Regions from separate parts of the Homo sapiens genome. Here region 2 is linked to region 1. A link is a loop called in an ENCODE intact Hi-C map of the cell type or tissue named here. Cell type or tissue: mammary epithelial cell. All regions are shown on one strand. Links, peaks and the distances in the headings refer to the core of each region. The heading gives the core; the rest is flanking DNA.

The links. Peaks named below come from ENCODE experiments on the same cell type or tissue, not always from the same donor. Only the 100,000 strongest peaks of a DNase experiment are listed, where the experiment ranks them.
Region 2: a loop joins it to region 1, with 4 times the contacts of the local background. A loop is called at or near these places in 2 of 110 quality-filtered maps.

The regions. Positions count from the first base shown.
Region 1 is chr9:128,850,934-128,853,739 of GRCh38, forward strand. The region is part of intron 1 of KYAT1-SPOUT1 (KYAT1-SPOUT1 readthrough); the gene reads right to left. The region is part of intron 1 of KYAT1 (kynurenine aminotransferase 1); the gene reads right to left. Among named protein-coding and RNA genes, the nearest start is that of SPOUT1, 23 kb to the left of the region's middle. In mammary epithelial cell, for the core only: a CTCF peak has its summit at 1,283; no DNase peak of the experiment used is centred there.
Region 2 is chr9:128,986,686-128,989,491 of GRCh38, forward strand. It overlaps NUP188 (nucleoporin 188), which reads left to right. Exons shown (of 44, transcript NM_015354.3): 22 at 124-190; 23 at 904-1,032; 24 at 1,362-1,501. Among named protein-coding and RNA genes, the nearest start is that of SH3GLB2, 40 kb to the right of the region's middle. In mammary epithelial cell, for the core only: no CTCF peak of the experiment used is centred there; a DNase peak (open chromatin) is centred at 1,336; H3K27ac peaks cover 1,521 bases.

The sequences.
Region 1 (2,806 bases), core at 235-2,734:
TAGTACCTCCCCTTGAACTTAATTATGACAGATTCTTTTGCTCATGTTTTTTGCTGAACTTCTCCTTATTATCACCCTGCTCTCCTACTGCATTCCTCTTGCTGAGATAATAAAAATAATAATCAATAAAAAGTGAGGAAACTCAGAGACCGGTACTGGTGCAGGTCCTTGATATGCTGCATGCCGGTCTCCTGGGCCCACTGTTGTTTCTCTACACTTTGTCTCTGTGTCTTATTTCTTTTCTCAGTCTCTCATCCCACCTGACGAGATATCCCACAGGTATGGAGGGGCAGGCCACCCCTTCATCTGACGCCCAATATGGGGCCTTTCTCCAGGGTGAAGTTATGCTGAGAACGTGAGTATTGAGGACAGCTGATGAGAGATTCCCGAGTACGTCCACGGTCAGCCTTGCAGTATGCTTGTGCGCTCGGAGGAATCCAGGGTAACAATGGGGCAAACTGAAAGTAAATATGCCTCTTATCTCAGCTTCATTAAAATTCTCTTAAGAAGAGGGGGAGTTAAAGCTTCTACAGAAAATCTAATTACGCTATTTCAAACAATAGAACAATTCTGCCCATGGTTTCCAGAACAAGGAACTTTAGATTTAAAAGATTGGGAAAAAATTGGCAAGGAATTAAAACAAGCAAGTAGGGAAGGTAAAATCATCCCACTTACAGTATGGAATGATTGGGCCATTATTAAAGCAACTTTAGAACCATTTCAAATAGAAGAAGATAGCATTTCAGTTTCTGATGCCCCTGAAAGCTGTGTGATAGATTGTGAAGAAGAGGCAGAGACAGAGTTCAAGAAAGGAACGGAAAGTTCACATTGTAAATATGTAGCAGAGCCGGTAATGGCTCAGTCAACGCAAAGTGTTGACTACAATCAATTACAGGAGGTAATATATCCTGAAACATTAAAATTAAAAGGAAAAAGTCCAGAATCATTGGGGCCATTGGGGCTACAACCACAATGGCCACCTCCTCCTCAGCCGAGTGAGTGCTGGGGGAGGCAGCCTGAAACTAGGCACACTGCGACTTGGCTCGTGGCACTCATTATTGCCCAACCTACAGTTCACTACAGTGAAGGAGCAATTCAGACTCGCCCTGCAGTGTCCTGTATGGGTCAAACAGTGGCCACTCTCTAAGGAAAAGTTGGGGGCGCTACATAAAATAGTTAAAAAACTATTTAAAAAAGGACATGTTTCACCCACTTTCTCTCTTTAGAATTCTCCTGTGTTTGTAATTCAGAAAAAATCAGGCAGATGGCGCATGCTGACTGACTTAAGAGCTGTTAATGCCATAATACAACCCATGGGTGCTCTCCAACCCGGGATGCCCTCTCTGGCCATGATCCCCAAAGACTGGCCTTTAATTATAATTGATCTGAAGGACTGCTTTTTTACCATTCCTCTGGCAAAACAGGATTTTGAAAAATTTGCTTTTACTATACCAGCCGTAAATAATAAAGAACCAGCCAGGTTTTAGTGGAAAGTGTTGCCTCAGTCCAACTATTTGTCAGACTTTTGTAGCTCAAGTTCTTCAACCAGTTAGAGACAAGTTTTCAGATTGTTATGTCATTCATTATGTTGATGATATTTTGTGTGCTGCAGAAACAAGAGACAAATTAATTGACTGTTACACATTTCTGCAGACAGATGTTGCAAACGCAGGACTGACAATAGCATCTGATAAGATTCAGACCTCTACTCCTTTCCATTATTTGGGAATGCAGGTAGAGGAAAGGAAAATTAAACCACAAAAAATAAAAATAAGAAAAGACACATTAAAAAACATTAAATGACTTTCAAAAATTGCTAAGACATATTAATTGGATTCGGCCAACTCTAGGCATCCCTACTTATGCCATGTCAAATTTGTTTTCTATCTTGAGAGGGGATCCAGACTTAAACAGTAAAAAACCATTAACTCCAGAAGCAACTAAAGAAATTGAATTAGTTGAAGAAAAAATTCGGTCAGCACAAGTAAATAGAATAGATCATTTAGCCCCACTCCAACTTTTGATTTTTGCTACTGCACATTCTCCAACAGGCATTATTGTTCAAAATACTGATCTTGCAGAGTGGTCATTCCTTCCTCACAGTACAACTAAGACTTTTACATTGTACTTAGATCAAATGGCTACATTAATTGGTCAGGCAAGACTACATATAGTAAAATTGTGTGGAAGTGACCCAGATAAAATCATTGTTCCTTTAAACAAGGAACAGGTTAGACAAGCTTTTATCAATTCTGCTGCATGCCAGATTGGTCTTGCTGATTTTGTGGGAATTATTGACAATCATTACCCAAAAACAAAAATCTTCCAGTTCTTAAAATTGATTACTTGGATTTTACCTAAAATTACCAGATATAAACCTTTAGAAAATGCTCTGATGGCGTTTACTGATTGTTCCAGCAATGGAAAAGTGGCTTAAACTGGGCCAAAAGAACAAGTCATTGAAACTCAATATCACTCAGCTCAAAGAGCAGAGTTGGTTGCTGTCATTTCAGTGTTACAAGGTTTTAATCAGCCTATTAACATTGTTTCAGATTCTGCATATGTAGTACAGGCTACAAAGGATGTTGAGACAGCCCTAATCAAATATAGTATGGATGATCAGTTAAATCAGCTGTTTAATTCGTTACAACAAACTGTAAGAAAAAGAAATTTCCCATTTTATATTACTCATATTCGAACACATACTAATTTACCAGGGCCTTTAACTAAGGCAAATGAACAAGCTGACTTGCTAGTATCATCTGCATTCATAAAAGCATAAAAACTTCGTGCCTTGACTCATGTA
Region 2 (2,806 bases), core at 223-2,722, 140 kb after region 1:
CAGCATGGGCAGGGAAGACCTGGGGATTTCTGGCCCCACTGGAGAGCTTTTTTCTTTCCCTTTCTTGAGATAAGGGGTCATTTCACAAGGCCACATCATTCCTCTGTCTTTTCTGGAGTCCAGGTTGCCTGATCTTGGAGCTGATTCATGCGATACTGAACCTGTGCCACGAGACAGACCTGCACAGCAGGTAATGAAGGGTTGATTACTAGAGCTTGGTGCTCGCCAAGGCAAGACACGGGCTTTTGCTGTGCAAAGCCGTCTCAGTTCTTCCAGAGAATTTACCTTGCTTGAGCCCAGAACTCAGTAATCTTGAGGTTGTTAGTTGCTTTCCATTGGCCTGTTTATCATTTCTCACTGTGGACAGAGAAGTAGGAATGAGAGAGAGAGAGAGAGAGAGAGAGTGTGTGTGTGTGTGTGTGTGTGTGTGTGTGTGTGTGTGTGTGTATGTGTATACATACACTAATATATTAATCATTCTTTATGATCGTTACAAAAGTTCATTCCTGACGAGACACTCTTCATATATATCTGCATCCCAGGGCCAGTTACTATGTATTCTTGGTTTTTTCCTCTTTCTGTATTGACTGTAACTTTCTTTCCATGCTACTGCTTATAGATGTCTTATTTTAATGGTTCTATGCATTCCATCATATGGATTAATTATGATCCTTTTCAGTAGCTGTATCTGTTACTTGATGGACATTTAGATTGCTTCTCAGGGTGATCTTTAGGTGATCAAGTCTGTTTCAGGAAAGTGATCAGAGTGCCTTCAGCTTGCAGAGAGCTGGTCTCCAGTGTCCAGTAGGTTAGGTTAGCCACCCTAGCCTAATTGGACAATGCCCTTCCTTCCAAGATACACTGAGTGGCTCCCTGGTAACTCAGAATACCTCTGTCTTCCAGTCATACTCCCAGCCTGCAGTTTCTCTGCATCTGCAGCCTGGCATACACAGAAGCAGGACAGACAGTTATCAATATCATGGGCATTGGCGTGGACACCATTGACATGGTGATGGCTGCTCAGCCTCGAAGGTAGGGCTCCTTCTCCACGTTCCCTTTGTCTGTCTTTATTGTGCCTGCATGTTACTAATAACTCCAGTTTAAGTTAACTTGCAGTAGCTTTTAGAAGACGACATTGTTCTTCCTAGGACATAGCCTTTACATACCCTAGTGGCTGCTGTATAGATTGGCGTATAGCAAAGGGAGTTGATTACTCCTCCTCTCTCCTAGTTTGGACTGGGGCCTCTAACAGAAGCTGTTGAACTCTGGGATTATTGTTGGAATCTAATTCATGAGAGCACATATATTGCGAATGAAGTCATACTGTCTGAATCATCTTTGGTTTCCATTTGGCACCCTAGTGATGGGGCAGAGGGCCAGGGGCAGGGCCAGCTGCTGATCAAGACAGTGAAACTGGCATTCTCCGTCACCAACAATGTTATTCGGCTGAAACCTCCTTCTAATGTGGTGTCCCCCCTGGAACAGGCTCTCTCACAACATGGTATGTATTTCTCTTCCAGTCACAACATGGTATGTATTTCTCTTCCAGTCATTTTTGCTCATAAATACGTATCTTAGGCAGTGTTTTTGGATGTCAACAGTATTTTCTGCTTCTTGAGGAAGTTTGGGAATGATTACCAGCTCCTTTCCTGAAATTGGAAACAAAAGGACTAGATGGTACTTTATTTCTGCCTCCTATTGATGATAGAATAATAGTTAAGAATGCAGATTTGAAGTCAGACTGCCTTGGTTCAAATTTTGTATCCAATCAACTGTGTGACCTTGGGTACGTTATTAAACAACTCTGCCTCTGATTTCTCATCTGTAAAATGGGGATAATGGTACAGGTTGAGTATCCCTTATCTGAAATGCTTGGGACCAGAAGTGTTTTGGGTTTCAGATTTTTTTTTCATATTTTGGAATAGTTGCAGTATACTTACCAGTTTAGCATAAATCCAAAATGTTCCAGTGAGCATTTCCTTTGAGCTATAGTTAGAGATTTTGACACATTCCAGATTTTTTTTAATTTTTTAATTTTTTTTTTTTTTTTTTTTTTTTTTTGAGACAGTCTAGCTCTGTTGCCCAGGCTGGAGTGCAGTGGCGCAATCTCGGCTTACTGCAGCATCTGCCTCCTGGGTTTAAGCAATCCTCCTGCCTCAGCTTCCCGAGTAGCTGGGATTACAGGCATCTGTCCCACGCCCGGCTAATTTTTGTTTTGTTTTGTTTTATTTTGTTGTTTTGTTCTGTTTGGTAGAGACGAGCTTTCGCTATGTTGGCCAGGCTGGTCTCGAACTCCTGACCTCAGGTGACTTGCCCTCTTTGGCCTCCCAAAGTGCTGGGATTACAGGCATGAGCCACCGTGCTCTAATTTGAGGTTTTCAGATTATGGATGCCTGTAGTATCTTCCTAATAAGATTATAATAAAGGGCTGGGCATGGTGGCTCACGTCTGTAATCCCAGCACTTTGGGACGGTGAGGCTGGGGAGGATACTTTGAGTCCAGGAGTTCGAGACCAGCTTGGGCAAAATAAGGAGACCTCCATCTATACCAAAACAAACAAAAAAAAGTAGCTGGGCCTGGTGGCATATGCCTGTGGTCCCAGCTACTCAGGAGGCTGAGGTTGGGGGATTGTTTGAAGCTTGGCAGGTCAAAGCTGCAGTGAGCCATGATTTTGCCACTGCACTCCAGCTTGGACAACATAGTGAAACCCTCTCTCAAAAAGAAAAAAAGATAGGCTGGGTGCAGTGGCTCACGCTTTTAATCCCAGCACTTTGGGAGGCCGAGGTGGGCGGATCACGAGGTCAGG